2 separate regions of the Mus musculus genome follow, and region 2 is linked to region 1. The links are chromatin loops, found by intact Hi-C in ENCODE. Cell type or tissue: heart. All regions are shown on one strand. Each heading gives the region's core, and the rest is flanking DNA. Links, peaks and the distances in the headings are about the cores only. Region 1 overlaps A730020M07Rik (RIKEN cDNA A730020M07 gene). Region 2 holds the start of Gm33547 (a long non-coding RNA gene).

Evidence for each region. Peaks named below come from ENCODE experiments on the same cell type or tissue, not always from the same donor. Only the 100,000 strongest peaks of a DNase experiment are listed, where the experiment ranks them.
Region 2: a loop joins it to region 1, with 5 times the contacts of the local background. A loop is called at or near these places in 2 of 42 quality-filtered maps.

The regions. Positions count from the first base shown.
Region 1 is chr3:121,627,743-121,643,721 of GRCm38, reverse strand. It overlaps A730020M07Rik (RIKEN cDNA A730020M07 gene), which reads left to right. Exons shown (of 3, transcript NR_036458.1): 2 at 4,090-4,230; 3 at 6,028-6,596. Among named protein-coding and RNA genes, the nearest start is that of A730020M07Rik, 11 kb to the left of the region's middle. In heart, for the core only: a CTCF peak has its summit at 7,265; DNase peaks (open chromatin) are centred at 7,191 and 8,001; H3K27ac peaks cover 590 bases.
Region 2 is chr3:121,567,036-121,583,014 of GRCm38, reverse strand. It overlaps Gm33547 (a long non-coding RNA gene), which reads left to right and starts at 6,851. Exons shown (of 3, transcript XR_867600.1): 1 at 6,851-6,948; 2 at 11,414-11,477. Gm33485 (a long non-coding RNA gene) reads left to right here. Exons shown (of 4, transcript XR_001783961.1): 4 at 2,444-2,505. In heart, for the core only: a CTCF peak has its summit at 9,072; DNase peaks (open chromatin) are centred at 5,534, 5,694, 6,524 and 8,904; H3K27ac peaks cover 737 bases.

The sequences.
Region 1 (15,979 bases), core at 4,225-12,224:
ATTTATCGGCAGTCATATCACTACTGCTATGTGCTGGAAAAAAAACTGGAAAGAAGTGAAGAAATGTTATTAAAATTGAAATTAATCAAAAAGCTAAGACAGAATTGAAAATCAACCAGATGCCGAAGCTGCTTCTCAGCTGGAAATGAATTAGTGAAAGGCCAGACTCCTGTGGGTGCGATGTCCTTGATGCCCTTGTGGCCAGCAAGCCAAAGCTTTGTGGAGTGTCTGCCTGGGACTGGCTGTCTCCCAGCAGGGTGAGAGGAAGTTCTGTGCACTTCAATTGCTGCAATGACTTGATCCTGCCAGAAACCCAGGGAGACATCCCAAGCCAGCGCTGCCTGATGCTGGCTGTGTGCTTTGCCGAGTCTCCTCACCCACTGCAATCTCTACTACTTTATCTCTAAAATGTCAGCAAGAGTTTGCCCTTTAGCTGAGTGCGTGCTGCGTGCAAGGCTGAACCACGTGCGAGTTAAGACAGCATCCATCCCCATAGGAGAAGATACAGCACGGTGCGTAAGTATCTCACGCAAGATGACTCTGACTTCAACTCATATATGGCATTTATTAATTCATGAATATTGATTGTACACTTAAGTCATATCATTTTTACAAAGCTGATATAGTTTTATTGACAAGGCATCAGTTCCAGTCAAACTTCTAATGTGCCTTTGACATCGTTGGCTTTCTAAAAGTTAATTTTGAGTTTTGGTATGGATCTATATAGGCTGAGTGCATCCCTCCTTGCCCATCAAATCCCTCCCCCTTTTCCCACCTCCCCCTCCTGTTTATTCCTTGTTCCCTTAGACAATTTTATTTCTACTTTCATTTAATATGTATATTCATGATTTTATGTGACCATTTAAATCCAGGAATCACAAATGAGAGAAAATATGGTATGAATGGCTTAATTTGCTTAACATGATTAACTACAGTCATACCCATTTTCCTAAAGATGACATGACTTCATTCTTTATGGTTATTATATATATATGAATAAATATATTATATATATGAATGAGATATATATACATATCTCACAGTTTCTTTATTCCTCTGTTGTTGGAGATCTTCTTTCCTCCTCTGCTTCTAGAACCATCTTCTCTGTCTTCCCAAAGAAAGGCTCTGCCCGTCCTCTCTTATAATCTACCTCCAAGAAAGCTCAAGAGAGATACAACTTCACATTTCTCTAACCAGGGCCTACCTGCCAAAGAAAAGACCTTGATTAACAGCCAGGGTTAGAAGATAAAAACCCCTAACTTTGGCTGAAGGCGATGTCTTTAAAAATTAATTAAGCTTAAACTGAAACCACAAACTAAATTTCTTTGCATTGGAATTCAATGGGAACTTGGGATAGAGGCAAGCAGAGGAGAGAGTGGGAGCGGGCAGGGAGATCAGAGAGAAAAGAAAGGTGGCAAGCCTCAAGGTAGAGCGGCTGACAAGCACAGAACAGGGGAGCACTTTAGAGTGTGAAGGAACTCGTCCTGACTGACCCACTGGGGTTGGAGCAGCTTCTGAGTGGAAACTGAGGGGCAAAGGTACGCTTCACACCAGTCATGGTGAGGCAAAACAAAAGGCATCTGTGGGATGAAGAGGAAGGCAGAGAGAGACACTGAAGGAATTTAGTGGCAGCAGGAAGAGCCACCGCTAAGCACAAACGGGCTCCTTAGCAATGGAGGATGCCTTGCGTGGTGTGTTTCACAGGACGTAGAGTAAGTGAGCCCATCTGTTATTGAGGCAGGGTTCTTTGAGCACTGTGTGGGACATACACTGAGCTGGACCAATTTTCTAATAGCCCTGGCAAAGCTGAAGACATTCCAAAGTGACACTTGTATCTTTCGATTGGCTACCAGACTACTAAAATATGATTCTCTGGAAATTGGAATTTCCCAAGAATCTCATGGTGTCAGCCAGAAGAGCTTGTCTACCAGAAAGAGATTTTACACACGGCTCTGCCAACCTGTCAGGCCTCTTCACAGAAGGGACTCCAGTCCTCCATTGTAGACAGACAGCTATGATGAAAGAGACCTACCACACCTTGACCAGGACTATTTAGTTACGCATGTCTCAGACCTTCTATTTAAACTAAACCATGTCAGGACATGGAGGATGGACTTGGGAATGTAGGGGACATCTTGGTACCTCTGCCGGACAGGGCCACAGTGACTGTTTTCTCTTCCTCATCATTACTTTTTACAACTTTAATTTAAATTGTCCCACTGAGACCTGGTGGCCAGGCCTAGCTTATTAGGGTTAGCAGGGTCCAGGCTCTGCTCTAAACAACTCCGGTAACATTTGACCTACCTACTTAAGGGTGGTCTCTGCTGCATATTGGCCCTTCAGTGATGAGTCTGCTCCACTCCTCCCTGCAGCTCGGCTCCCCAGTTTTGAGTTTCTATACTGGAAGGAAGAGGTCTGTGACCTCTCTGCTCTCCTGTCTTCATAAGGCTTTGTTGTGCTGAGATAATATTGATTTCTCCCTTCTAGCAATACAGAAAGAGCCTCAGAAACCTCTACTGAAGGTCCCCCAAGGTGGCACCAGTTGTCACCTTCACCTGTTTAGTTCACGCTCACCATCCATGTCCCTAAATTGGAGGGGCCCTCTTGTTAACTCCAGCATCCTCTCTCAACATGACCATGATCCTCATGATCCAGAAACCAGCTGGCCAGGAGCCTATGGATTTAAGGATGTTCACAACTCTCCTGCCAAGGATGCTGTCCTCTGACCCCTGTGTACCCAAACAACTGATTCCTGACTGGAATCCCTGCTTCCTTCAGACATTCCTGTGTGCTGGCAGAAGTCTCCATGCTGGTTGCAGGAACCCTTGGCTGTTGTCCTTAAGGCAACTTCTGACCTTTCTCTACAAGTAACTTCCCTGGGGGATTATTAAATAGAGAATCGCCAGGACTCCCCCAGGCTTGGAGGCTCTCAAAGCTCCAGCAGCTCTCCTGGTGGCCAGACTTCCTGTCAGAGTCCTGTAGGATTTCTGACACGGGGTCTCTGTTGACTTTGTCCCTCTATTCTTCCTTGGCTCATTCCTCTTCCTGTTGCTTTTCTCACCAGGGCCCTTTTGGCTCAGTGTTAATTTGAGCCATTGCTGGCCCTCTGCAAAGATGAGGGCAAGCATGAAGAAAACCTGAGGTCTTAGCTCCTCTCCTCTGTTTACTCTCTTCATGCCCAGCAGCTGGACATTGGAAAATACCATGCCAAGAACCTGACATGACTTCTAACACATCTCTTAGCTTCCTAAGAAACCCTCCTTGCCTATTGGCTTTGAGATGGCCGAATTCTTTCCCAGTTCTCCAAACACCTCACTTTTAGTGCTGATTAAATCTACTGAGCATGCTACATGCTGGCCACTGTACTTAGTACTTTGATTTCTCCTTAAGTGACTATCACTGTCCCGTAAGCTGAAAACTCTGTGTTTCCTGCATTTTACACAAGAGGAAACTAAGACACTGAGATATTAGAAAGTGACTGAATCATATTGACACAGCTTAGTCAACAGCTTAGGTGCTCTGGCATCTTTGGGTATCTTACATCTGTAAGTTGTTTCCTATACCGGAGAGGACTCCCTTAATCCCACCCACATGTGAGTAGATGGGACAGGCGGCTCCCCATCCCTAGCTTAGCACATGTGCTCTTTCTATAGTAGCATTGGAAGGCAGAGGCGTAGGTGGATGGATAGGAGGGTGGATGACAGGATAATGGGCAGAAAGGTAGATAGGTGAATGTACGGGAAGAGAGATAGGTAGATAATGAATGGATGAATGGTGGGGGGCAGGCAAAAGTATAGGAGAGAGGCAGGCAAGTGGAAGAAAGGGGTGGACTTCCTGTGATCAAGGGATGTTTGTGCAGACAAACATTTTGGACTTTCTCTAGGTCCTCACCCACAGAGGTAGCAGCAGCTGCAGTCCCTTCTGCAGTTACTTCCGCCTGGCTTTCTTTTTCCAGATGCTTCATGCTAACTCTGGAATTCAAAGTAACTTTGCCCAGGAAGCCTTCGTTTTCTTTAGGGGTGACCGTCATCTGATCTCTGTGGGGCCCTGTGTCCCGAACCTGACTCAACAGTGTCTGTCTGTCTGCAGGATGTGCTGTTTATGTCTGGAAGCCTGAGACACTCTGCTCCACAAAAGCAAGGAATTCTGCACCTCCCAATGCACTGGAGTAGAGTCAAGGCGAGGACTATTCGACCTGGCTTTTTAACCCAGGACAAGCTCATGAAAAAGGTGAGCTTGCAAGACAGGGACCAGCTTACCCATCATTCCTTAACTGCCTCTGTCTCCAAATCCTGCCTGTCATCCTTCAATCCACACAATGGTCTTCTCTCTCTCTCCTTCTCTCTCTCTCTCTTTCTCTCTCTCTCCCTCCCTCCCTCTCTCCTCTCTTCTCTGTCTCTTTGCCTCTCTGTTTGTTTCTCTTCCTCCCTCCCTCTCTCCCTCCTTCCCTCCCTCCCTCTCTCTCTCTTTTCCTGGATCCAGATGGCAAACTCCGACTTGCTGAATCATTCACGAATGCTTTCCATGACCATTAGAAAGAGTTCCTCCATCAAAGCAATGACAAGATCAGAGGCTAAGTCACCCAAAGAGCTCCATGCCAGTGACCCTTCCTGTGCTTGCCGTCTGGCAAGTGCACTCTGGGCTCCGTTTTCTTATACTAGTTTTATGTATTCACTGGTTAAGGTGATTTCAGAATCAAGCAAGGCAGAGAACAAGCCAAAGCCAAGCTCCTTTCCCATTGACTCTCAGATCTCCAAAAAAAAGTTCTTTCTGTTACCCTCAGACTCGGGGTTTGGGACACAAACATGGCAACTCTCTCACCAACCTTAGGTTCCTTAGCTCATGTCTTACTGCAGGGGCTGCAACTTGTCATAAGTGGCCTGATCCTGCACCTTACCTAGGTTTTTCTGTCCCTTTGCTATGGGCCAAGAGGCCCTGGCCATGAAAACAGGATTGAAGCATGACTTTTGGCTAACCCCCCTGTTTTTATTAACAAGTGCCTATTATTAACAAGAAGGTGAAGTTATCACAGGGAACTTTTCAAGATGGTGCCCAAAATCTTCATTTGACACAGGCATATAACAGAGGAAAGGAAGCACACCATTTAGCCTCCTTTGGTTTCTGAGCTTTTCAGTAAACTCAACATGCCCGGCACTAATCTTTCTTGTCTGGCTATGAGCTAGAATAACAGGTAAACACATTCCTAGCCAATGTGAAAATACATTAAGCTTCCATGCTCCGTGAACCATGAACACACCTGCAGATGACAGGTATGCCCCTGTTCCTGGCAAGCCCATGCTGGGCTCCAAGCTGGGCCCCAAGCTCCTTTGTTTTTTAAAGAAGAAAAGGATTATGTGGGAGAGGGAGGGCAGGTTCTCTTGGCAGGTTGAACCTTCTGTGGGCACCTTTGTGAAGACTGGAGAAATTTATACAGTCTTCCAAGCGGTCACAGTGACCCCCAGGCACATGGCTTGGCCAGTAGAGTATAGAAAGATGCTATCTCTATGTGTGGGTGAGAGTGAGGCATCCCTGGCCCTGGGGCCACACACCTTTGCCTGCCCCAGAGATAGATCAAGTTGTCTTGACTTTAGGAGTGGCTGCTGTCGTTTTGCTGGCCGTAGACTTTAAGAACAACAATCTTGTTGATGACTAGGCAGTGAAAGTGACTGGACTTAGCAGACTGGCCATTACTGGGCACTCCTTACCTGCTGGTTCAGAGGCATCTGTCATCATTACCCACTCAGCAAAAAGGAAGTGAATCTGGACCAACACAAACCGCAAACTTCTCTGAAATCTTCCCATTAGAGCAACCCTTGGATATGCAGATCATTCTTGATAAAAATGGAGGTAGAAACGTCCTGGAGAGGCCACTCCACGACTATAGGCAAAACTGCTTTGAGCTTATCCTAAAATATTCTTGATAGCAGAAAAGAGACTATTGGTTTGAAATTCCCTTTAGTAAACATGTTAAATGGCTTCTGAATGCTTCCTGAATCCTTACCTATTTCTGTCTTAATTATACTATAGATGAAAGGGAAATTTTCTGACAAGTCAAGCATCAAGGACCTCCCCCACCCTTCTGCTGGGTTTTCGGGGACACCACCCTGAAAAGGAGATTCACGGGCAGGAAGATATTTGAGCCAAACAGAGCATCACCTAAGAACAAGTAAAAGAAGCAAGACTCAGAGAGGTGGGAACCACAGCACCATTGTCATGGGAACCACAATGTGACAACTCCAGAACAAAGTATTCTTTCCTCCAGCATCAAAGCATAAGTCTTAGGTAAGTATTTATTGGTGCAGAGTGCCTGACCTTTAATCTAACTACCAAGACCAGGTCAAGAGTAATTGTGACTAGCCACAAATTAGATGACCCCACCTACCAATAAAAACAGTTATTGGAGCCAGCAGTATGGCTCAATGGCTACAAACACTTGCCACCAAGCCTGGACCTGAGTTCAATCCCTGGAATCCACATGGTGAGAAGAAAGAACCAACTCCCTTAAATTGTCCTCTGACTTTTAGACAGACTCTATGGTATGCACATACCTGCTCCCCAACACTAATTAAATAAATGCAAAAGAAATTAGAAACTTATTGGCTGGACCAAATCAGCAGATAACCATAAAGTTCTAACGCTGCTCTTAAAACTTTAATGAAATCCGAAAGGCTTAGCGAAAGTAGACGGGCTAGGAGGAAGTACCCAGAGAGCAGTTGTGCTTGCTTCCCCTGTAGGCACAAGAACAAATACAGCTTAAGGTCTTGGGGCAAGCAGGTACTGATACCCATCAGCACTGGCTCAAACCCCAGCCCTGAATGTGACCTGTGTCTGAACCCTTCTGGAGAATGAAGACTGTTCAGCAAACATATTCTTCCAGCGTGTCTAATGCGCTCGCCTCCCTGAGCTTCCTGAGCCAGCTGAGCCTGGGTCATCAGGACTATGCTTTCAAGAGCAGAAAGTATTTCTCAAGAAAGTCAGTTTTGTCCTAACTAGAACAGTGTGTTTGGAGGATGCAGGGGAAATCTTTGAGAATCGGGACTGTCTAGTAGCTGAGAACGGTTCATGTGTATCTTTCCCTCCTCAAAACAGAGCATGTCTTTGACACCTAAAGAATGAAGGGACAGAGAGTTCTGGGTCTTTGGCAGCAAGCCCGTCCATTCATACCCTTACTTCAGCTCTACACTGTTGTGGCCAGCTGGATGTGCCAAGACTCTCCAAACCCAAGATCGCTCACTCGCTTCTTCATCTGTAACATGTCTGCCCCCTCTTGGTGAGAACACACTCTTCCTCACTCCCATAAATCACCCTCAGAATCCAGTCCCCTTCCCAAGGCCAACTTCAAAACCCTCACTACACCAGCAATCTTCTTGAGACCTTTAATCTCCTCATGGAACAAATGTCGTGTTAATCCAATGATAAGTTTCACAACCTTTTTAAAGACATCATATCTAGAAGCTATCACGTATCGGGTACAGGAGGTAGAGACATGTGAAATAAAATTAACCAAGCCAGCTTGGTTACTATGGTCAATAGCTTAGATAGCATGTATTTCTCCATAACAGTTCCTCAGTCTTTAGCATTCATTTGCTTGTTTTAGCTTATGCCTCAGACAATTCCATTACCATCACCGGACTTTGGGCTACATGATCACCAAAGATCCATTCTCATTCAGTAGTCTTAGATGTTATAATTGCCTTGTTAGCGTTCAGTGATCACTTTTGTTCTTGATAATTGTCATCCAGAGATCCCGGGATGTCTCTCTAAGCTTCAGAGAATCGTGGGCAGAGGTTCGGAATTGGTGCACAATAGCATCCCTGCATCTGCTGACTACGGTGGTCAGTGTGATACCCAAGTCCTCTTACTCTTCTCTCCCCATCTGAGAAGCAGGGAGGCTGTTCCAGTGTTCACAAAGGCGCCTTCCAGAGCTCACGTCGTAGCTGACCCACAGTGACTCACTCACACACTCTCACAGGAACACACTGTGTTCTACAAGGACACGGCTGCCAAACCACCTGGCAGAGGAAAACAAACACTCAGCCACTCCCAGCCTCACCCCAGGGGGACATGCTGAGAGCCCCCGAAGGCTTGAGAGTCAGTTGCTGGCCATGATTTTCAGCATAAACACAAGAACCAGTTGAACAAATAACTGTAGAAGTGGGTAGCAGCCAGCCCTGCTTGATTGAAAATCACTCGCCTCCCTCCCTCTCTGGGAGGCTTTGTTCCCTAACTCCCCATTTCCTAGTCATGGCCACTATTGGGCAGATTGAATGAAGCACTATGCTGAGTCTTCTTCAGACTTGGCATACGTGTTAGGCAGGTACTCATTGCTGGAAGAAATCAATGGAAGACAATTCAGTCAAATGACTTAGGTTGCTTCAAGCAGCTATTAGATGAGCTATTTAGATCACCATCTTCACAGTCGAATATACACATCATGATTTCTGTCTCGGTTCATGCTTTATCCTAGTTTTAAATGTCAACTTGACACTGCCTAGGGTCTCAGTTGAGGGACTTTCCAGATCAGATTGGCCTGTGAGCTTGTCTGTGAGGAATGTCATTGATTGGTAACTTATTTAACAGGGCTCAGTCTCCTGTGGTCAACACCAAACCCAAGAAGGTAGCCCTGGACTAAGCTTGCTAACCACAAGCCTGCAAGCAAGCCAATCATAGCATTTCTCCGTGGTTTCTGATTTAGGTTTCTGCTTGAGTTCCTGTCTTGACTTCCCTCAATGGTGGACTATGACCTGGAAGTATATAAGCCAAATAAACTCTTCCTTTCTACAAAATTGCTTTTGGTCAGTATTTTATTACAGCAACCAAAATGAAACCAGGACAATGCTGCCATAGCAGATACTTTAGACTGGGAATTTACAAAGAACGTGAGTTGACTTTATACAGTCCTACAGACTAGAAGTCCAAGATCAAGAAACAGAAGATTTGGTGTTTGATATAGGCTCTTCTCGGCATCCTAGATGATGCCTTGTTCCCAAGTCCTCACATTGGAGAAAAATCAAATGGAAGTAGATCCTCTCTCTCTCTCTCTCCCTCTCTCTCTCTCTCTCTCTCTCTCTCTCTCTCTCTCTCTCTCACACACACACACACACACACACACACACACACACACACACACACAAATTCCTTTTACAATCTGAATCGATCCATGAGGTCGATTGCTCGTAAGGATGCCATCTCCTAACACCATTGTCTTGGGAGTTAAGCTCCAACACGTGAATTTTCAAGGCCAGCCCTCTCTCTATTCTTGTGACAGTGTGTCCACCAGTTCCTCTCAAGTACAAGGCTGCACCATGTGCTCATGGCAGCTAAGCAGCATGCTTCTCAAGACTCGGTTGCACTTGTCCTCAGGTCTGATGGTGACATAGTCCTTGTGGTCATGACAGGGTAACTTACTTAACCATTATAAGAATTAAGTGCAACGGTGTAAAGTTGAAAAGCAAACCAAGGGGTGAGAATACTCAATTCCTAGATGCCTTTACAACCAATGTTGATATGTAAGTGGTGTTGCTGGATGAAAAATACGGGAAGATAAATTGGCCTATACTGTCTAGGACCCTTGCTCTCTCTTTGAAGAAGCTAAAGTTAAATTACAGAGGAGAAATTTGGCTATAGCTTACATAAAGCAATGCAAATGTCAGCCAGAAAGATTCATACTAAAAGAGAGACCTGAACCCACAAAAAAACATCAGTTTATACTGTAGATTTTAAGTCAGAGTTCTGTATGTATGTTAGCTACTTGAAAAATAATAAATCTAAAAATATACCAAGTGGATATAGTGAAATGTATTCTATAGTCCAGGATTCACCTATTTTCTATTTTTTTCAGTCCATATTCAGATTTTAGCATTGCCTCCACAATCATTATTGTTGTTGTTGGTGGTGGTGTTGATATTAAGCATTATAAATGAACATAAAAGTAGAAGACAGAGAGGGAGCTGCTGTATCCTGTCTACATTTTGCCAGCCATAAACACATACTCTCTCTTCCTATATACCTATCTCTCTGTCTGTCTGTCCATCTGTCCATCCATCATCCATCCATCCATCCATCCATCCATCGTCCATCCATTTATCTGTCTGTCTATCTATCTATCTATCTATCTATCTATCTATCTCTATCTATCCATCCATCCATCCATCCATCCATCCATCCATCTATCTACCTATCTATCTTTCTCTGTGCGATACATTTTGAAGCAAATTCCAGACACTGTTATTTACCTCAATAGATGCTCTGGCAGCATGTCTATGTTTGCCCATAAGACAATGCTCTAATCATGGCTGCCATAATTAGCAACAACTCTTTAGTGTCATCTAACACCTTTGCAGATTGCCCCCCCAGATGTTTTTTCTACTGTTTTGTTCAAACTGTGGTACAAATAAACTATATACATTATGTACATTATATGCATTGCATTTGGTTGTTACGTCTCATACTGTTTGATATTTAGGATATGGTCTCATTTATTTATTTAAGACTTTATTTTTAATTACATACTTGTGTGGGGGTATGTTAGCGTGAGTGCAGGAACCAGAGGCTTAGGATGCCCCTGGGATTGGAGTTGCAGGCTGTTGTAGTTTACCCAGCATGGATACTTAGCGTTGAACTCAGGTCCTTTTCAAAAACAAGAAATGTTCTTAACTGTTGGTCCATCTCTCCAACCCATCCTTCACATTTTTATTTATGCTATCCATTTATTGAAACCCTCTTTTGTAAATAGAGATGTGGAGAGGTCTTGTTTTGGTTTGTTTTAGTTATACATATCTGGATGTGTGTCTGTGTGGGTGTGCATGCTGCGTGTATGCAGGTACTCAAGGAAGCCAGGAGAGGTGCTGGATCTCCTGGAGCTGGAGTTACAGGTGAATGGAACCTGCCTAGCATGGAAAGTAGGAGCAGACTTTCAGTCTCTGGAAGACGAGAAAGCCCTCAGAATTTTAAAACCATCAGAGACTTTAAAAAAAGAACAAAGATTTTATTTATTTTATGTATATGAGTATACTGTAGATTGTGAGCCACCATGTGGTTGCTAAGAATTGAACTCAGGACCTCAGGAAGAAGAGTCAGTGCTCTTACCTGCTGAGCTATCTCTCCAGCCCCCTGTCAGAGACTTTTAAAGAAGAGCAATTGACAAAATTTAGTGGTGTTAAACCCCCAAACATATCAAAGCACACACAAATCCTCCCACCTCCTCAGGAGTGCTCAGGGAGCTGGTGTGATCATGGCCCAGGAGACAACTCAGTTTTCCTTTGTGTACAGTGACATGAAGAGCAAAGAAAGAGAAAGATGGCGGGCTTGGATATCAGGACCATCGGCTCAAGCCACCAGAAAAATCAAACAATGAGATGCAGATACCATTCACACTTGGAGATTAAAATCAGAGGAAGATTGTGAAATGGCAGTGAGTCCGTGAAGACATCGGAACCCTGATGCATGACTATTGGGGTGCACTATGGCAATAAGCAAGATAGCCCCTCAAAATATTCAATAAGTGATCGCATAATTCAGGAACTCTACTTTTGGTTATATACAGGAGATGAGTGAAAATCATCTATTCTCATAAAAGCTTGTGTATTGGGGGGGGGTGCTGGAGAGATGTCTCAGTGGCTAAGAGCACTGACTGCTCTTCCAAAGGTCCTGAGTTCAAATCCCAGCAACCACATGGTGGCTCACAACCATATCTAATGAGATCTGACACCCTCCTCTGGCGAGTCTGAAGATAACTACAGTGTATTTACATATATCAATAGATAAATCTTTAAAAGAAAAAAAATTCTTAAAAAAAAAAACCTTGTGTATGAATGTCTGTAGTGAACATGGCCCGGATGTACGTGAGGAATTAGTCAATCAATAAGGTGCACACATAACAGAATATTTTGCCACTGTGGAAAAACGTGAGTATGTGCCGAAACATAAATTGAAAATATTATGTTAGGTGAAGGAAGCCAGTTAAAAAAGCAGGTATTGGCAGGGCATGGTGGCACATGCCTTTAATTCCAGCACTCCAGAGGCAGAGGGAGGTGGATCTCTGAGTTCAAGGCCTAAGCTAGACAAGGCTATATGTGACAACCTGTTTAACTAAAAAAAACCCAAAAAACAAAAACAAAAACAAAACCATATTATATTGTTCCATTTATATAAAATATTCGTTATTTATAAATAGATTAGTGATTTCTTAAGGAGAATTGGGGAAATTTAGGGGAAGACTGGGTAAGGAGTGTGGGAGGGATTTCTTTTGGGGTGTGCTGAAAATATTCAATTAGTGGTAGTAGTTAGACAGCTCTGTGACTATATTGTCATTGTGTTGATTTGAATCAGGTGAACTGTATGGGATATGAATTGTGTCTTAATAAAGGAAACTAAGTTAAATTTCATGTGGTCAAAAATGTCCAGTTGAGAAGTATTAATAAGAACGGACAACCTCAGCTCTCACAAAATGCGTGTGTAGGCACATACCCCCATACCCATGTCTCTACCTCCAAGCACACAGAGAGACATTCGAGGGTCTCTTATTAGCCTTTCGTCAGAGCATTCAGAGCACTCAGAATGGTCTTACCTGGAAGCATCTAGCTCCCCAGAGGGTGGGAAGGAGCCTCCTTTGCTACTGTTAGAAAACATGATTCAGATCAGTGCAGATGACCAAGACAGAGCACACGCCATCTTCCTGGTGATTCCCGAAGTTTTCTGGAATGGGTTAGTCCTGGGATGGGCTAAGAACTTGATGATCTCTTGACCCTGATTTTGCTATTGCTACAAAAGGGAACATGAAGGAGAATTCGCTTTCATTTGTGCCTATCCCCGAGTCCCCTCCAGGCCACTCACTTCCTCCCTGCCTTGTCCTTCCTGCCTCTGTCGAAGACAGTGAGACACCGAACCAGTTTCTTAACCTTCTGGGGAGTGGGAAGAGGAAGGGGAGGCTGCGACTGAGCAGAGCTGTGGTGTCAGACTCCGTGTCTCTGTAAGTAGGGGAAAACCAACCAGGAACCTGAAAACTGACTCTCTCGAGTCATCTGTGGAGATGGGACTATATCTCCAGAGGTTTCAGAATGGAGCTCTGCCATGCCTGGTGGATGTGGGTGGATGGCGAGCCGCATGCAGCCTGTGGTCAGAGTTGAGGAACAATATGATCTGGCCTTCCTTGCCTATTTTAGAAATCTTCAGGCTGTTCTGTTTGCTGCTCCTGTCAGAAGTGGGCATCTGCCCGAGCTGTGCATTTCCAATTACTCTCTGGCCGCAGGATCCTGTGGCCATCTTTCTCAGAAGCCTGTGGCCTCGTTGAAATAGCAGGTCTAGATGAAGTCTCATGTCAACACCAAAACCTTGTTTATGAGGGACAGAGAAGAGTGAGCACAGTTCCCATGGATGCTCCCTACCCTCAAGAGAGCATCCAAGTCTCTTCCAGCTCCTTAACCCACTCAGAGGGCAACTGTTCTCCCTGCCAGCTCCAAGGAAACAGATAAATAGAAAAGCAAGTATCATCAAGAAAAAGGGTGCTTCGGAGCACAGGCTTCTGGGAGAAGAATCCAGAGAAAACACTAAATGGTCATCTGGAGAGACTGCTCTAATCTCTGGCTGCTGCCATTGCCTGGGACATAGCCTTTAACTTGCTCTTTTTGGTTTCTAGTCCCGAGACACCACAAGCCAGCATCTTTCCTTAGCATGTCTGAGCCAGCCTTTCTGGCCTCTCCACCATCAGCATGTCTCTTCCATCTCCTCTGTCTGCCTTTTCCTTCCCACCAACATCCAAGCATTCAGCTGGGAAGATAGGAGACTGCATCCCTACTGTGTGGTATGGGCAAGCCTCTGGATGCCTCCGTTGCTTGATAGGTTGTTTCCTAGGAGTGACAGGCAGACTCACCATGAGGGTTATGGTGAAGCCTAATTAAGATGCACATATTATAGTCCAAAGCAATTCCATGCCAGTTTCCTCCCTTTTCTTCCTCCTCTCCCTTCATCCTTTCCACCATCTTTCCCTCTGGGACCAGCTCCATGTATAACCTGGTACTTGCTCTATGCTCATTTCAAGGTGCTGTGCACCATGTTTCTGAGCCCAGGGAATGGAGAGTCACAGCCAGGTTCCCCACCCTGCCCACCTCTGCAGCACTGTCTGTCACCACCTTATCCATCAAGAGTGGAAGCTCAGTCACACGGGCAGGGACGTGCGCTGAAGCAAAGACATAACTGTTGTCTATTGAGGGCTTCACCTTCCTGTTTCTGGGGAGAGGCCACTTTAGTCTCCCCTCTTTTCAACTTCTTTGACTTCCTGGTATAAGCAAGTGCGTGTCTGGTGACTGCTGCAAGGGCCCATTTGAATTTTCCCTAAAGATCCCAAGGAGGCAGGCATGAGAGGAGACAGGCGGCTTCAGTAAGCTTTAAAACTTCATGAGTAAGAACCCAGTGCCTCCCTCTGGTGCCCACACATCACAGCCCAACTCCAGACGTGTCATTCTGTTCTTGTGGGGAAGTGGAGTCCTCAAGAGACATGATTTCCACCTCCAAGTACCTAGGAGCTTCTCCGGAGGCCCTGCCCCTGCCAGAGAGCACTCGCCAGCTCTGAGCCAAGACATCTGCTGCTCATCACCAGAGCTCTCACTACATGGCAATCCTTGCCAACCGGTGCCAGTCAGCCCACCCTGCCCTAGCCCCTCTCCTGCAGCATGGGTCTCTGTAGTCAATGGAAGTCTCCGTTTCTGAACTTTTCTCTACATATAGGATCATTCTTTCGCAGGTAAAGGCTTCATACCGCTTTTCTTGTGCCATGTGACATCTTTAGAAATGCACAGAAGTGGGGAGCAGGAAGAGAGAGAGCAGGGAGGGAAGGAAAGAAGGGGAGGGGAGGGGAAGGGAGGGGAAGGGAGGAGAGAGAAGAAAAAGAAAAAGAGAGATTACACTTAGAAAACACTGTAACAAATCGCCGCCGCCCCCCACCCCCACCCCAGCTCCCAACTGGACATCCTGGAAGTTTTACAGTGTGCGAGCTACTAGCAAAGTATGAGGTCCAACCATTGCAGCAAACTTTCAATGTCACTAGAGCAGGACCTTCCAGAATAAAGGAACACCACTGAGAAAATTCTGCTCTAAGGGGTGCTGAAACCAGGCTGGGGGAGTTTACAATACTCTCCCCACACCAGCTTCCAGGAGGTGTGGATATAAATATACTAAATATACCCCCTAGACCGACCTGCACCCTGAGCTCATGGCTCTGGAAACCACTGTTCCAACCACTGGGCACAGGCAGCTAAAGGACAAGTCAGCTGCTGCTGCAGCCCCACATGGTACTGCCCGTGGTACTGCCCATCTGCCTAGGTTGTCAGGGGAAGGAGGCTGCCCTGGAATAAGGCACTCTCCTTCCCTTGCCTGAATCCTCACTCGAGTGATTTAGCAGTGTCAGGACCACCTTTTCTTGGAGTTAGTTTCCATTTTCTTTCTGAGGCAATCCAAGGATGGATTTTGCTTCTCAGATTGTTGTTGTTGGTGGTGGTGGTGGTGGTGTTCTGGCTCCTGGGAATCAGCTTAAGAGGGAAGAGGCTAAGGGGACAGGAGTACATTACATGTTTAAGACATATGAGAGCTGATAAGTCCCAGGCCTTCCTGGCCCTTCAGGTCTTGCTGGGTTCAACAAGCTCCTTTGTTTGTCCTTGTCTCACACTGCCTTGTCTGTAGCTCAGCTCTGCCTTTTCTCCCTGGTTCTCCTGAGTTGCCTTCCTTGTCTTAATGCCCATTTTCAAAATGGGTTCTTTGGAAGTCAGTTGTGCTGGATGGTGTCTTGCTAAGGCAAGCATGTGAAGGAACATTTCACTGAATCGGACACAGGTAAAAGACTAAGGCGGACTAGTGAAGGAACGTTATGCTGCAGCAGACACAGGTGAAAGGGCATTCTGCTTCTGAAAGGACACGTGATGAAGAATTCTTTGATAACAACACTCATGTATTGGTCCACCTTACAGTACATAGTTGAGCTCCATTT
Region 2 (15,979 bases), core at 4,764-12,763, 61 kb after region 1:
GGGCTGGAGAGATGGCTCAGTGGTTAAGAGCACTGACTGTTCTTCCAAAGGTCCTGAGTTCAAATTTCAGCAACCACATGGTGGCTCACAACCGTCAGCGATGAGATCTGATGCCCTCTTCTGGTGCATCTGAAGACAGCTACAGTGTACTTAAATATAATAATAAATAAATCTTTAAAAAAATAATAAAATAAAATAAAGTCTCCTCAGAAAGAAAATCACTAGAGATTTTTACTTGGAGAATGATCATTCAGGGTGACCTAGCTGACATTTGGAGGACAGTCACCAGCACAGAGGCAGAAATAGCAGCATCTTTGCAAATGCATGTAGAACAAACTGTGGCTGGCAACGCAGCGTCAACACATTTAAATGCATCTAAGTATATCCCCTGGATGAAATGAAATCATGTGAACGTTGATAACAAAGATTACTGGAAAATTCATAAAAGCTTAGAAGCCAAAGCTTACTCCACTTTCAAGTAACCCATAGTTAATAAGGGAAAGCACAAGGAGAAATATGTATTTCTGAAATGAGCAAAAGTTAAGGTATAGCATTCACACCAAACTGTAAGCTAAATATGCATTAAATGACTGACTAAATAAATAAATGAAGAAGAGAGAATTGTAGATGAATTCTAAATTGTTGGTTTAGATATTCTGCCCTCCTGGAGGTGAGGCATACCTGCTGACTCATCAACAGTGGGGACTGCACATCTGGAATTCCTTCCATCATTGATGATGGGACAGAGGAACAGTGAACAACTGTGACATGTGACCAAAGCCCACACCAGCAGTGACAGGTCTTGAGGCTCTATTTGTGACACGCTGAGTTTGATGCCTTACCTCTGTGTTCTTCCTGAAACCCTATAATCCCAGCTTAGTCATGAGGCAAAGCATTAGATAACCCCAGTTGAGAAGCAGTTGACAGAAATACCTGGTCCGTTCTCCTCAAAGCTGTATCACTTATCCAAACAGGCAAAGCCTGAAAGGCTCTAGAGACATTAGAAAAACTCGGGAAATCTGAATAAAGTATGGATTTCAGTAAAGTTTTTTTTTTTTAATTATGGTAGAAAAAAATAAAAGCAATGAAACTGAAAGCAGATTCATTAAAAAGAGCAGTAAAACAGATCAACTTCCAGTCAGACTGAAGCTAAGAAGAGAGATGACACAATGTGCAGTTGTCATGGATGCGCAAGTAGCATCCCTAGCAATCCCACAGCGAAAGCCAGCAGGATGGCCGGTTTTAACCTCAGTGGTTAAAGGCATGTGTCGCTAAGCCTGATGACATGAGTTCAGTCCTAGGAACACATATGATGGGAGGAAAGTTGTCCTCTGCCTACCACATGCATGCTGTGGTGTGTGTGTACACACTGTGGGCATGTGCGCACGCGCACACACACACACACACACAGGCATACACAAGCACACATACAAAGATATAATTAAAATACTAAAAAAATAAAAGATACTACTACAACCAATATTATGTCAAGACCTTTGAAGTTTTTCAGTTAAATGGACAAATATTTTGATAAAACACCTGATCTTACCCAAAAAGCCACGAAGCAATGGACAAATATTTTTTGAAAAATATAATATCGAAGCCCGTTAAAAATATACCATTTGGGGTGGTTCAGAAGTGGCGGCTCCCATGTTATTAGAAGTGGTGACTAGTTGACTCTTTGCTTCTAGACTGCCGCAGGCTGGCCTGTGTTTCCATTGCTGGCTGCCTCAATCAGTAATTTAGTTGCATCGCCAGTCTCTAATTCTAGATGTTGACTTTCCTGAATGATTTGGGGCTAGAAATTCTTTAGGCCTGTTAATGTACTCTTGTCTCTTCATTTCTGATATATGCTACATTCTCAGAGGAGACTTGGGTTTTCAGCCTGTCGTGATTTTTTAAAAATATTTTTAGGTAATGACTACCTGGCCCGTGACACCTTTCCCTGGATCCGCCTTGCCCTGGTAGAGCAGAGCAGTTTCCAATGCTTTGTACTTCAGCTCTATAATTCTGTTTTCTGAACTGGCCATGGATTTGAAATTGGGCTTACAGAGACATGAATGATCCAGCTGTCTGTGGCCTGGGCGTAGGACACTGAGGCATGGCCAGGCAGCACTGTGGAAGGACAGGCTGCAGAGCCATTAGGATAGGGAGTGTTTGCACAGGCTCGTGTGCTTGAACACTTGGTCTCCAGCTGAAGGTGTGCAGCTTCTTACAGCTTAGTGGATCAGGGAACACTGAGCGAGAACCATAGGGAGATGGAGGCTATAGCCCTCAAGGCCTGCAGACAAAGTCTGCCAGTCAGCTACATATTCATAAAGTTCCAAAATGCAGCACCTTCAGGAGCTGACTACAGAGTGAGCTGCCCCAGCCACCATGTTGCCCTCACCGTGATTGACTGTATCCCTTGAATTCATGAGCCCCAACAAATCTCTCCTGTCAGGCATTTGGTCACAACACCAAGAAAAGCAGCAAATATTGTAGTCAGTCCTGAGAGAAGCAGCCTCAGGAAACGATTGATCCTCTCCGGTCTCCAGGTGAGCCTCTGTCCAGTCTTGAGTGGCACCATGATGACATTTTAATGGCCTCTGTATACAGAAATGGTCCCATGACATTACATTGCCCATGGGTGCTATAACCACCATGGTGGTTTCTGTCCGTACACTCCTTGATGTTTGCAGCACAATAGAATTGCCCAACAATGCACTTCGCAGATGTGTCCCTGTCCTTCAGTAACAAGCCATTCTGCATCTTTTTCTACCGAGGCTGTTTTGACTGACATTCTGTCCCAAGCTACCCCTAGAGATCTGATTTTGATAGTTACACAACAGCCAATGCCATTCAGACCTGGTATTCACAAACAAGTTTAGTACAGCCATTTCCATTTTCAAAGGCAAATGGTGACAGTGACTTCTGCTTTTCCTTAAAGTGACAAGGCTGGTGAAAGAGGAAACCACTGGCCAGCGATGGCTGACCTGGCTTCCCAGCATGGGGCAGGAAGGATGCTGTTATCTTCTCATTATAAGGGTGCTACAACTTGGAAACAAGATGGGAACTCTTCTTTCTCCCATCTAAATTGTTCAGGGTGTTGGCTTTTCCTTTGGAGATGAGAAGACAGTGTTATTAGTCTTTCCCCAATACATACAAACATTCAGGTATTGTTCAACCATCTTTCTCTTCCGGGCTATATGACCCCACTGCTCTCTTCTCCTCTATTCACAATGTCAGTTCTTGCTAGATTATCACCCTGCTTGCTGTCCCCCATGCAGGTCGGTCAACTCCAATACAGGGAGAAGTAGATAAACCCTTCTTCTCTACGGCCCCAGACTTTCCTTGGTTTCTTTTCTTTCCGTTCTCAGTTCCTATCTCTGTTTTGTAACTGCCTCCCCTCTGCTCTGCTCTCTTCCTGTACCCCACATACAATGGCTGACGAAGGCTCCCCCCTCACTAGTATATCTTCCTGAGGTCAAACTGTGGCCAGAAAGCTTTCCTTCACTTGAGTAAAATGCACCTTCAGCTCTGTGGTCACACACTCACTCTGTGCTCCCTTAGCTGATGCGGCCATCCCACCCCCACCCCCACCCACACCCCCACACCCACCCCAACACCCCACCCCCAGTCATTTTGCTACTTCTTTTTGTTTGTTTGTTTGGGGTTTTTTGTTTTTGTTTTGTTTTGTTGTTTTTCGAGACAGGGTTTCTCTGTGTAGCCCTGGCTGTCCTGGAACTCACTCTGTAGACCAGGCTGGCCTCGAACTCAGAAATCTGCCTGCCTCTGCCTCCCAAGTGTTGGGATTAAAGGCGTGCGCCACCACTGCCCGGCACTTTGCTACTTCTGATGTGGGATTTGAGGGAACTTTTACCACCACCACCACCACCACCCCCACCCCCCCCACCCCCACCCCCCACCCCCACCCCCGTGAGTATAGAAATAGAAGAGACTAGAATAGAAGTCTCATGCAAAAGTCTAGTTGGAAGGAAAAGAAGGTTGATTGTGAAAAGGTCAGCTCAGGAACTTTGGGAAGGTCATGGAACACTTGCCCCTCTGGAAGGGAGAGGCTAATTAACATTCCTCAGACCACGGGGGGGGGGGGGGGGGGGGGGGGGGAAACGAGGACCAGCAGGTGGGGACACATTCCACAGGACAGACCCTTGGCCCACCTTCAGACAAGGGACGTCCTTGTTACCTCATTCCCTAAAGACCAATCAGTTTTAAAGGTGCACTGTTCTGCCAACCATATTGTGCCTAGTTGCTGATGCTCTATTCTGCCCCTGGAAACCATTTTAAAACTCACCGAATGGGCACCAGGAGTTGCTGCCTCTCCTTTGGGTCTGGGACGACCCCAGTGCACTGGAACAATAAATTCCTCTTGCTTTTTGCATCCACCCCAGCTCCACGTGCTTCACTCAGGGGTCCCCGGTAAGTTAAGGCTCCCTGGAGTCTTACAATTGCAAAGAGCTAGGCTACCCACCAACAAAGGAAAATAAATGAACATTGTAAATATTTGCTTGTTTTATGCATATGTGTATGAGCCTGCGAATGTATATATATGTACACTATGGACATGCAGGAGCCCCTGGAGGTCAGAAGAGCCATCGAGTGGTCTGGAACTGGAGTTACAAATGTTTGTGACCCTGGTCCTCTACAGAAGCAGAAAATGCTCTTAATTGATGAACCATCTCTCCAGCCCCCTCAATACACATTTTGTTAGGTTGGTGGTGTGGTCCAAACTATGACAAATTTTGTTAGTGAGAGAACAGCACTTTGAGAGAAATCTCTTCCCCTTTTACCTTTGAGATTGCCGGATATTATTTTGCACCTGATGACATGTTTTTCTTGTGCAATAAAGGGGAAAGGCACGGACATTCTGAACACCAGGTGTAAGGGTGTGGGGGTGGGAACCCTTGCTGAGTAGCAGGATTCATGAAGTGAAGACTTGAGAATCTGTTGTCTCTTGTCCCTCACAAAGGTACGGTATTGTTACATTTGCATTAATGTGACCAAATATCTGACAGAAACAACTTCAAAGGAGTAAGATTTATTCTGCCTCAGAGTTCAGAAGAGTTTCAAGCTGGTCATGGTAGGAAGGGCCTGGTGGTGGGAGGAACGTGGGATAGCATCTCGTGATTATAGACCAGAAAGCAGAGAGATCTGGACAAGGGCAGGTACAATTACCCTAGTCATCTGCTTCCGACCCCACCTCCTAAAACCTCCACATTGCTACCAATACCACATCAGGCAGGGAGCCAGGTGATCAGAACGTGTGTCTATGTGGGGGCATTGCAGATTCAGTTTATAACAACCCTATTTCTGCTTCACTTCCCGTCACTCCATCAGACTTGCTGATTGCCAGACACTAACATCTTGAATTTACACATGTCCTCCTTCCACGTGCCCCGGGCTCAAGCTTCATGTCCTTTCTCATCGGGTCAGACCTTCAGTCTCGGGTTCTCTCCAGGCCTAGCTTGCCAGACCATCTTTATGAGTCTCAGTCACAAGGGACTCCTCTGCTGTCTGGTCACTTGGTCCCGCCTTTGTTTTGTTAGAGAATTTCTCAAGGCCCTCAGTGCAGGCCTTGCATAAAGACTTGCCTTCCTCACTTAGGAACAGAACCAGGCCCCACCCACACCTCCGGGGCAGCTCCAGGTCTCTTTTGCTGCAGGGCATGCCAGGTGTCTAAATCTGTAAATACTGCTTCAAACAAGTTTGGGGGAAAAAAGACTCGCCTGGGGCTAAGCTATAAGTCTACAGCCGTTTCTGGTCATGTGACGACTGTTTCAGCAGATCCTTGAGGTCAAGTGACTCAGCAAATATTTTCAGGCCAAATGATAGGAAATGAGGGATTGAAAAGCAGCAGCTATTAACTCTGATGGAAAACACATGTGCCTGCAGCCGGTGGGTGGGAGCTGGGGAGAGTTCCTGCCGCTCACAGCAAGAGTCTGCAGCCCTGTACTCCAGCCCAAGATGCCCACACGGCCTCCTCAGCTTTGAGCCTCTCACCAAAGAACTCTGTCTCAGAACGTCCCAGATAATTAAAACTCAGTCCTCTAGGCAGCCACGGCTTTTAAAGCTAGAAACTGGTGATTTTGTTTTTGTTGTTGGTTTGGGTTGGGTTGGGTTTTTTTTGTTGTTGTTGTTTGGGTTTTTTTTTTTTTTTTTTTTTTTGGCTTTTTGTTTTTTGTTTTTTGTTATTCAAGATTTCACATATCTGAAGCAAGCCTCAGACTCACTATGTAGTGAACAATACACTTGAGCTTCTGGTCCTGCTATTAATCCTGAGATTTGCAAGAAAAAAAATGGCTCCACCATTTTTGAGCCAAATTTGAAGCAAGCTTTAATTAAATACTGCCAGTGGCTGCGCTTTGATCAGAATAACTCCCTGGAGTTCCCAGCTGAGTGGTGACAAAACAACAAGACTTGTGTTGTAGGGACTACTTAAGGACACGCCCATCTGGCCACTGTATTTTCCCATGTGGCGCTGTTATTTTCTAAGAACTACAACTCCCAGCATTCCAGGACGTTACCTGGTCCTTGGGTGGGTGGGGCTTACAGGTAAACCTTGGGTGTTACTCTGCCTCTACCTCCTCAGTGCTAGGATTATCATCCTGCACAATCATCCTGTTTGTTCAATGCTGGGAATCGAACCGGGGCTTTGTGTTAGCTGGGTAAGCACTCTGCCAAGTGAACTCATGCCCAGCCCCTATAATCTTATTTTGATCTAACAATTTCCAGAAGGCATGACACAAGTGCTTCTGCTTTCTTAAGCTGTCCGTAATACGATGGGACTTCTCGATAGATCTGGGCAGACTCATCAGGTACATACATTTCGTTGTTGCTTCTACAGAACTGCCCATCCCTCTGGCTCCTTCTGGAGGCCCAGGATTCTGTCCCAGGACCTAACTCATAGTTGCTGAGAAAAAGAACCCATGATCCAAGCAAGTCGAACTGGTGAGTGAAGGCCTCGCTCTGCAGGATCAGCGTAGGCCTGGGGTCCCTAAGACCACCCATAATGCACCTATTCTTTAAGCCATTTCGAGCAACATTAATAAGGGTGAGAAACTTCTGTGAATAAAAATGAAGTCTAGCAGGATGTGGTGGTCCATGCCCTTAATCATAGGACTGTTTCATTGGGAAACAGTAGCCAAAGGCTCATGAGTTCAAAGACAGCATGGGCCACATAGCAATTTCCAGACCAATCTGTGTTACACAGTGAGACATAATTTCCAATATTTAAAAAAAATATCTTTTCGGAGGGATGGCTCGACAGTTAAGACCATTGGCTGCTCTTCCAGAAGACCCAGGTTCAATTCCCAGCACCCACATAGCAGCTCACAACCACTTGTAAGTCCAGTTCCAGGATCTCACACACTTTCTTCTGTCCTCCATGGCCACTAGGCAGGCACCTGGTGCACGTATATCCATTGCAAGCAAAAACACCCAGCCACATAAAATAAAGATACATCTTCTAAATATGTATCTTTTAAAATGGCGTTCTCTATATTCAAAACAAGCACGGCGGCAGAGATTTGTTGAACATTTTCTAAACTATGTGTATATGGTAAGGCAAACTAAAGAACTTAATGTTCAGATTAAAAACGTTAAAAGAAACCATCCCCTGCATTATTATCAGCTGAATGTGACGCCAAGCCCAGGGTGGATGCAGGTGGGGGTCAGGGAGCTTTGGTTGCAGTCATGCCCCAATATTTACCTACAGAAGACACCACGAAAAGGGACCATCTCACAGAGACCTGAGCTAGCGGCCCATTGTGTTTCTAGTTTCTTTCAGTGGGCGTCCAGTTCTTTTGTTTAACCAGTATCTGAGGCAGGATTTGTCCAGCCTCCAGGACCCCTCCTGAATGTCCCTGGTTTCTGGCCTAAGAAGAGTACGGATGCCCAATGAATTGACTTGCTCCTCCGAAAACTTCCGTGGCTGGGAGCCTGGACTCAGTGGCAGTCTGGCCACGGGGATGGCAGCTGTTGTATTTGGAGGAGAATGTTTCTACATCATATTAACTGCTGCTTTGAGAGTTCAAGGTGAATTTCTAAGGAAAAAGGAAAGACTATCTTGCTTCTTGCTTCATGCATCGCCGAAAGCCAGGGTGACCAGACACTCAATGCTTTAGTGGAAATGAAGCAATGTAAGAAAGCCGATCACACTGATGGAAAGTCGATTACACTGATGGAAAGCTGATAGCAAACCCAGGGCTGTTCTCTTTCCTGGTGCCTGCTGAATTCTCTTGAACCCCTTCAGTCGCTCCCCTACGTCAGGCAGCAGCCATCAAGGGCTAGGTGCAGAGCCTTTGCCTTCTGCTGCCCCTGAGCCTGTCTATAGACCAGTCCCCCCAGAAGGTTCCCCCAGTTCCAAGTCAGACAAAAGGTATTTGGTAGACTCACTCTTCAGCCCCGAGTTAGATGACTCCTTTAGGAATTACAAACTGGATGGTTTGAGGCAGCCAAGGGGAAAAAAAGACTAACTTGCTTCTCTTGACTTAAAAAAAAAATCCAAGGAAAATCATAAGGCATTTTTAAAGGACATTGGGGCTCACGTTTCTGTTCACCCATTGTTTCTTTTTCTTCTTAAATTTTATATAATTATTTGGACATAAGACTATCTTTAAACAGTAAGGTCAAGATATTTTTCTCTCCACAAAACCTAGGCTGTTTTCTTCCGTGGGAAACTCTCAGCAGCGTTGTGGAGAGAATGGTCTCCTTGCTTAGGTGTCCCAAGGCTACTTTGGCCTTCTCTGTCAGGATGCTTCCCTTTGGAAATCAGCCACTATGTTGTGTTTAAGCCGCGGAGATGCCAACTTGCTGAAAAACTAAGGCTCTCTCCAGCACATCAGACACCTATCTTCGAAGTGGGTCTGTCAGCTGCTTGCCAGACTCCAGATAGTTTACAACACTACCAAAAGCGATTGTATTCCCCATGGGACATCTTCTAGCCAAAAACTGCTCTCAGAATCCTGACTCATAGAAACCAGGGAGATAAATAAGCAAGTAGTGTTGTTTTAAGCCACCAGGCTTTAGATTAACCGGTTGAGGAGTCTGCAGTCCTCGGTCTGCCCCTTCGTGGTTAAGAGGTGGCTACTGCAGTGCCTGAGTATCATTTAGGTAAACAGAATATACAGTGTCAAGGCAGAATTCAATGGGTTTCATAACAGATATCAAACTACTGGAATCTTCTGACTCTGTATCCAGATGTGGGGTTAAACAGCTTGGAGCCACGGCACTGGTTACATTCACATTCTTTATTTTATATTCTATATTTTATATTTACATTCATATTCTCCAGCAAGGGCAGGGCCTACTGTAAGGTCTTGAGATGAGCTCTGTGTCTTTAGCACCATCTAGATCACTAAGGAAAGCCCATTTATATCAACCCTGGTGCTGATTTCAAAGCTACTAATTTCATCAGTGCCAACCCATTTTTTAGGTCTGCCCACCATCAAAGGCTCTGCTGTTGACCCGTGGAGGTTTTTAAAAGAGGCCCTTCTGAAGTATGAGCTTCCTAGAACACTGCTCCCCACCCCCCACCAAGGGTGTGAATTTCTACTGAGTAAACCTGACTGAGCCTGAGATATAATGCAATTGGCAAAACGCATATGAGGCCACTCTGTCAGTGCCTGGATGAGAGACTTTACAGACTGTTGTAATGAAAGAACCTAGTGGGGAAACCCCCACTCAATTCCCGATTCGGTGTGCACCCAAGAATCACGAACAGACGACCATCTTGATGTAAAAGCATGAGGTAGTTTAATGATGGAGCTCCAGACCAACACGTATCTCCCGCAGGAGACAGAGGTGTCGACCACATGGTGGAGCCATAATGGCAGAGCTCCTGGTTGAACTGTATCTCACGCAGGAGGCAGTGGATTCAACACTGAGGCTTGGAAGCTAGGGGTTTTTATAGAAAAGGGGTGGGGCTGGGGGGGGAGGAATTGGCGCAGTTTCACATGATTGGTCCATTTAAACATTAGCAGGCTGTCAGAAGGGCGGGAGATGGGGAGGTGCCGGGCTCATTGTCTTTATCTTTATTGCTAAGCAGCCTCAGGAATGTCTTAACGAAGGGCCTGCCCAGGCATGTCCTGGCCTGTTCTGCTATGTTCTCAGCCCCAGATTTCAAAGCTCACAAACAACTCTTTGGGCTATTTGACATAAATTACATGGCACAGGTCTCAAGTTTTATTTCCTTTCAGTAACACCCGACCTGTCTCTCTGATCTCAGGTTCATTTGCATTTCCCCTTCCAAGCACCAAACAAGCCTCACTACTAACTTTCACTCCTGAGGAACTCTGCCCACTCTAACTGAGAGAAGGGCTTCCTTTATGATACTGCCACCAGCTGAGCTGTAGCTACCAGAGGCTGTTAGACCTTCTGCAGTGTCTTCCCAGTCCCCAGAGAAGGCAGCTACCTTTGTAGGAACATCAATCCAAACCTATCTATACTCAATGAAAACTAGGCCTTATTTCCTTGTCTTATAATTTGCTATTAGAGTCGGTAATTAACTGTCGTGGTTGAGGCTAGGGTTTGGTCTATTAGAGCTCGTGAGATCAAGCCCAGACAAAGTCACGTTATTCTTTCATGACTGCCTTCTGGTTTTCAGAAGGGAGGTGTAGAAAAGTTAACTTTACCAAGTTCTTATTGTGGTGTTTTGAATAGTAATGACCCCTGAGGGCTCATAGATTTGAATACTTGGTTACCAGAGAGTGACACCATTCGAAAGGATTAGTAGGTGTGGCCTTATTGGGAGAATATGTCAGTGGCAGTGGGCTCTGAGATTTCAAAAAGCCCATTCCAAGCACAGAGTCTTGCTTCCTGCTGCCTGAGGAGCCAGTGTAGAACTCTCAGCTACTTCTCCAGCAACATGTCTGAGTGCCATGGCGCACCCTGCCACGATAATGAACGAAACTCTGAAACTGTGAGCAAGCCCAAGTTAAGCGCTTTCCTTTATGAGAGTTTGCTGTGGTCCTCGTCTCCTCACGGAAACAGAACACTGACCAAGACACCTATGCTCTCCTTACTCTCCATCTGGAAGTGGCTAGGGAAATACCCTATTCTTCCAATGGCCGACGTCTGCCAAACACACACTTGGGCCCTGTTAAAGGGGATGGGGGAGGCTCATAAAGTGACCCAGGTCATACCAGAGAATGTGGGACCTAGGAAAGAGCCTGTGTTCTAACCTCATGAATGCCAATTGTGCTTCTTAACCTTTCTAGGCCTCTGTTTCCTCACCCCCAAAACAAAGGTTGTGAGGCCCCCTCCTAGCAGGACAGGAAAGAGCTCCAAGGCTACTTGGAGCTGTTATTTCTGAACAAAACAGATATTGCTACACAACGTGTGGGTGACTTCCCTATTTCCTTCCCCCAACCCCTCTCTCATCCCTTGTCCTCCGTTTCCTACTTTCTCTTTGCAGAGGGTACCTTCGATGATGGCAGAGCAGCCCCTGCCCTGACGGACATCACCATCTAGTTAAGAAGGTATGGGTAGGAGTTACCACAATTGCTGTTGTTTTTATGAGGATAAGTACTCAGATGCTAAGTGATTACATGCACTGAATGCACACTGTGTGCACGAATCCTTCTCGAATCCTTCTTGGCCCCTTTCATACATCCGTTCTTTGCATTCAATTCCTCCAGCTCCCCTCTGGGGAGGGATTGTCAGTATCCCAGTGGGAGTCCAGAGAGGATGAGAGTTGCACCTCAAATCCTACAGTTTATACCAGACAGAGCCTCTTGACTAGATTAAAAACTCCAGAGCCAAATCTCCCATGGTGGTAGGTTGGGAAGGCAGTGGCCGACGAAGACAGGCAAAAAGGAGATCTCCCTTCATGAACCTGGACAGGTTCTTCAAAGAGGCATCCATGAAGAACAGAGGGGACTTGATGGAAAAGAGTCATGGGATTAAATTAGTTCAATGCTTAGAAGGGGATGAAGAAGAAATTAAAATGTCGCTGTCATCTGATATCACAATCAAGGAAATAACCTATGGTTTAGGTAACGACGTTAGCACTGATGATACACTGCTGTTGCTTTTCAGAACCCACACCCTCGGGGATGCCTACTTCTTGTTTTGGAGTCTTGCCTCATTTCCTCCTTCATGCTAAGTGATGCCGTTTTTATTTGCGGATGCTGGAGCAGAGTGTCTTCTTAGCATCCTGCCTGCCTTCCCCCATTTTCACATTCATCTACTGGTAAATCACGTGCTTGAGTGTATTTTACCTAACGTTCTAGAACAGATCAGGGAAAGCCCCCTCGCTTTCTAGGAACGTTGGCCGCTATGTGAAGGACTCAGATGACTGCTCCCTCATTCAGTTCTGGCTTTGACTCACTCATTCTCACAGGTTGGGGTCAGGAACTGTGGAAACGTGACATCTCTCTGCTCCACACTCTTCTGTAGACTGGGAATTTTCTCAGCTTGGGCAGGGAGGGGCCACTTTTCTACCAATGTCCATCCTGGGGCTCAAGGTGCTTACCTGCCTTGGGCCTAGCTGGTCAAGGTTATGGCGATGGTCTGCGTTAGACTTCGGAGTAGTAGCCTGAGAATCTTCTCCATTCTCTGCTAGCAAATCCAGAGGAGATGAGGTTGGGGTCAAAGCATTCCTCTTTGCTGTCACTTCGGCAGGGACACCTAAATGTAGTTGGTGTTTCTCTTTAGGCTGCTTAGTGCTTTACATGGCGATGCCCCTGTCCACATGTGGGCTACTAGTTCCCATTGCATTGGGACACCGTCAGAGCAGCTCCTGACCAGGACACAACTGTTTGCTGTGTAAAAGAAGACATGGAAGAGCAGTGATCCTGGTGGTGAAAGAATCTAGCACAGCCCAGACAGAGAGAATTTACTGAACACTGCAGGAGAGTAGACGGCAACTTCCCAGAAGAGAGTATTGCATCAGGAAAGGGGTTAGCAGCTGAGGGGGAGTTATTTGGTCTTATCATATTGGGATTCACTTGTGACCTCTATCTTGAGGCACCCTGCAGACCTCTCATCTTCTTGTTAATTATTCTTGAGACTCCTCCTTTGTGTAATAAGATGTCATGGGATGTTAAGGATTAGGTTCGATTGTCATGTCTTGATTGTCAAAGTGTGGGACTTTGATTTGGGTCTTTTGTCTCTTTTGTCTCTACATACCCTCCTTCCCATCCCAGCACCTCCCCCACAATAGATCAATGCAATCAAATCATTCACCAGGGACAAAAATCTCACTTCTGGAGCGTCAGAGGGAGGGGGGTGCCGCGGGGAGGGGGGTGCCGCGGGGAGGAGGGGCAGGGGGAGGCTGCTGATTCCCCTTGGTGGCTTCAGAACGGTGATGTATAGAAGGCTCAAAGGGTGTTTTGGAAAATGGGAAGGGTTCGTTTGTTTACCACAAGATGTCTAAGGCCGCGCTATGATACCATTTGGAGACTGAGATGATCTTGGTGGTATGAGATAGGTTTTGATGGTTATTATCCATGAGGCAATACCATCTGGAACTCAATGAATGGCTTGCAATCTGGAGGACATCAATAGTACCAAAAGGTTAAGGAAGCAGTAGCCAAAAACACAAAGCAGATTTAAAAAGGGGGTGGGGTGGGGGCGAGGCAAAGCTATCTGGAGAAGTTACTTAGGAGTTGTATTGGGTCTATTGAGCTCTGGAAGAAACAAACGTGGTAAGTCAATGAAGGAGGTAGGGATTGAGAACATTCAGCAGAATACGCAATCCTATTAGGGGATAACGAAAACTGGCACAGAGAAGAAACGAAGACCAGAAGGCCTGGCACAAGGGGAAGCCTGTTAGCTTACAGGCTAGGCAACTCCCAGGGACCTAGCAACGGGTTACGTCATCACCCAGGAACCTAGCAACGGGTTACATCATTACCTGCAGCCACCAGGTACAGGTGGCCTGGTGTGTAAAAGGATTGCTTTTATACCCCAGTTCTCTCTTGTTTCTTTCTCTCTGTTCCCACGGGTTCCCAGCTGGTCTTTCTCTCCCTACCTCTGTCCTTCTCTGTCCCCTCATGGCCCTGCCGCCATCTGTCTGCCTCTACCCCTTCTTTCCCTCCCCTTCCTCCAAATAAACCTCCTTTATACCACATCTGTCACAAGGTGTGATTTCTCAGGGGACACCTTGGCATGGGCCCTCCAGGTACTATCTCCTGAATCCCTCACCCCCCACACCCCCACCCCGCGCTGCCACATTAGATTTCATAACAAGCCCTTTACCCACTGGGAAAATTGGTAGGAAAATTAAGAGCCTGATGCACCATTGGACAAAGGATTTGGGTTCAATTTTTCCTTCAGAAGCCTCTATAAGGTAGGAGAGACTCAATCCAGGAGAGGGGAGGGGGGAGGGGTCCTCTAGGAACTGAGAGTTGAAGGAAGTATCGAGATATGCGTTCTGTGGACCGGTGTAAAGTGCAGGCGAGGCCTGAGGATGTCTGAGAGACCCAGCTGTGATGGAGAGCGATGGAGATCTTCTTCAGAAACAGCCACTAAATAGAGCTGGAGTTTATTTATCCGGAGCCAGACAAATGAGTTCAGACTGAAGGATAAAACATATGAAAGATTTTTTTGTCATCCAAGAAAGGATTTGTCTGGCAGGATGAAAGTATGGGCGAGCTTGAATGTAGGGAAGGCACCTCCCTGCTGGGCAGTGGTAGCGTACTCCTTTAATCCCAGCACTTGGGAGGCAGAGGCAGGTGGATCTCTGAGTTCGAGGCCAGCCTGGTCTGCAGAGTGAGTTCCAGGACAGCCAGGGCTACACAGAGAAACCCAGTCTCGAGGAAAAAAAAAAGGAAGGCACCTCCCATATGAATAGTCCCAGCGTCCGGAGCTGTGTCGTGAGTGTGTGGAGCTGCTGTTGAAGTTGGTGCCTTGTTCTATGTCCAGTAGAGCTCATCAGAGGTCACTGCTCTACTGTGATCTCTCTGGAAAACGGCCTTTGCTTCCACGAGAGATGAGCCCAGTTAGCAACATCATGGACTCTGACAGCTGTTGGGTTACTTAGTAAGACAGAGAGGTCTCTTCTAAATGACTGAAGCTGGTTACCCTAATGACCGTTTTTGTGTTTTTTCAGAAATACCAAGTCCCCACGTCTGAACCAGCTCAGAACGGGACTGACTCAAATCTTGTTTTTAGTATCACTTATTATTGTTATTTGGTTACATTTCCCCACTGGGCTCAAGACTAGGATAGAAATTAACTTTTCCTCTGTACAGGTGAGGTCATTTGAGACTGAGAGGGTTACTCGGGAGGAGCTGTGAGGAGACGGGAGGAGTCCTGAGGAGCTATGAGGAGCTGTGAGGAGCTGTGAGGAGACATGAGGAGCTGTGAAGAGACATGAGGAGCTGTTAGGAGACATGAGGAGTCCTGAGGAGCTATGAGGAGTCCTGAGGAGCTATGAGGAGTCCTGAGGAGCTATGAGGAGACCCCCAGAGGTGCTTGGCCTCCTCCCTTCCTGTTGTGCTTGCTCACCACCTGCTGTGTTGGATCTGGGTTTTGTTGGCCATGTGACCATCCCTGGACACTTAAGGGTTTTTTTTCCTCTGGTGACTCTCTTCTTTGCAGATATGTCTGTGGCTCTTGGGATCTCCATGGCCTCTCTGATGAAGATGACCAACAACTCACCAGAGATGCCAGGCCCTGTTAGCTAAGTCTGCTAATTCCCTGATGACTTTGGAAGACAATGAGGAAGATATCAAAAGTCGTTTTTTGCCCCTTTTCATCCTCTTGGGTTCTGTCTCCTCATTTTAGTTGCTGAACACCCAAGAGAACCTTTTTTTTTTTTAATTTAACCTTAAAAAATTTAGTTTGAACTTTGAGTAACTGTTTAAACAAAGCTTAGACAAAAACAACTGTTTTAAAAATAAATCCCGATTTTGTTATGACTCAGCTTTTTAAGTAGTTAAAATTGGCAAGCTTGGCAGAAAACATAATAATCTTGATAAAGAACAAACTTTGTGTTGTAAATGTTACCAAGAACAGACGAAGATCTTCAGCAAAT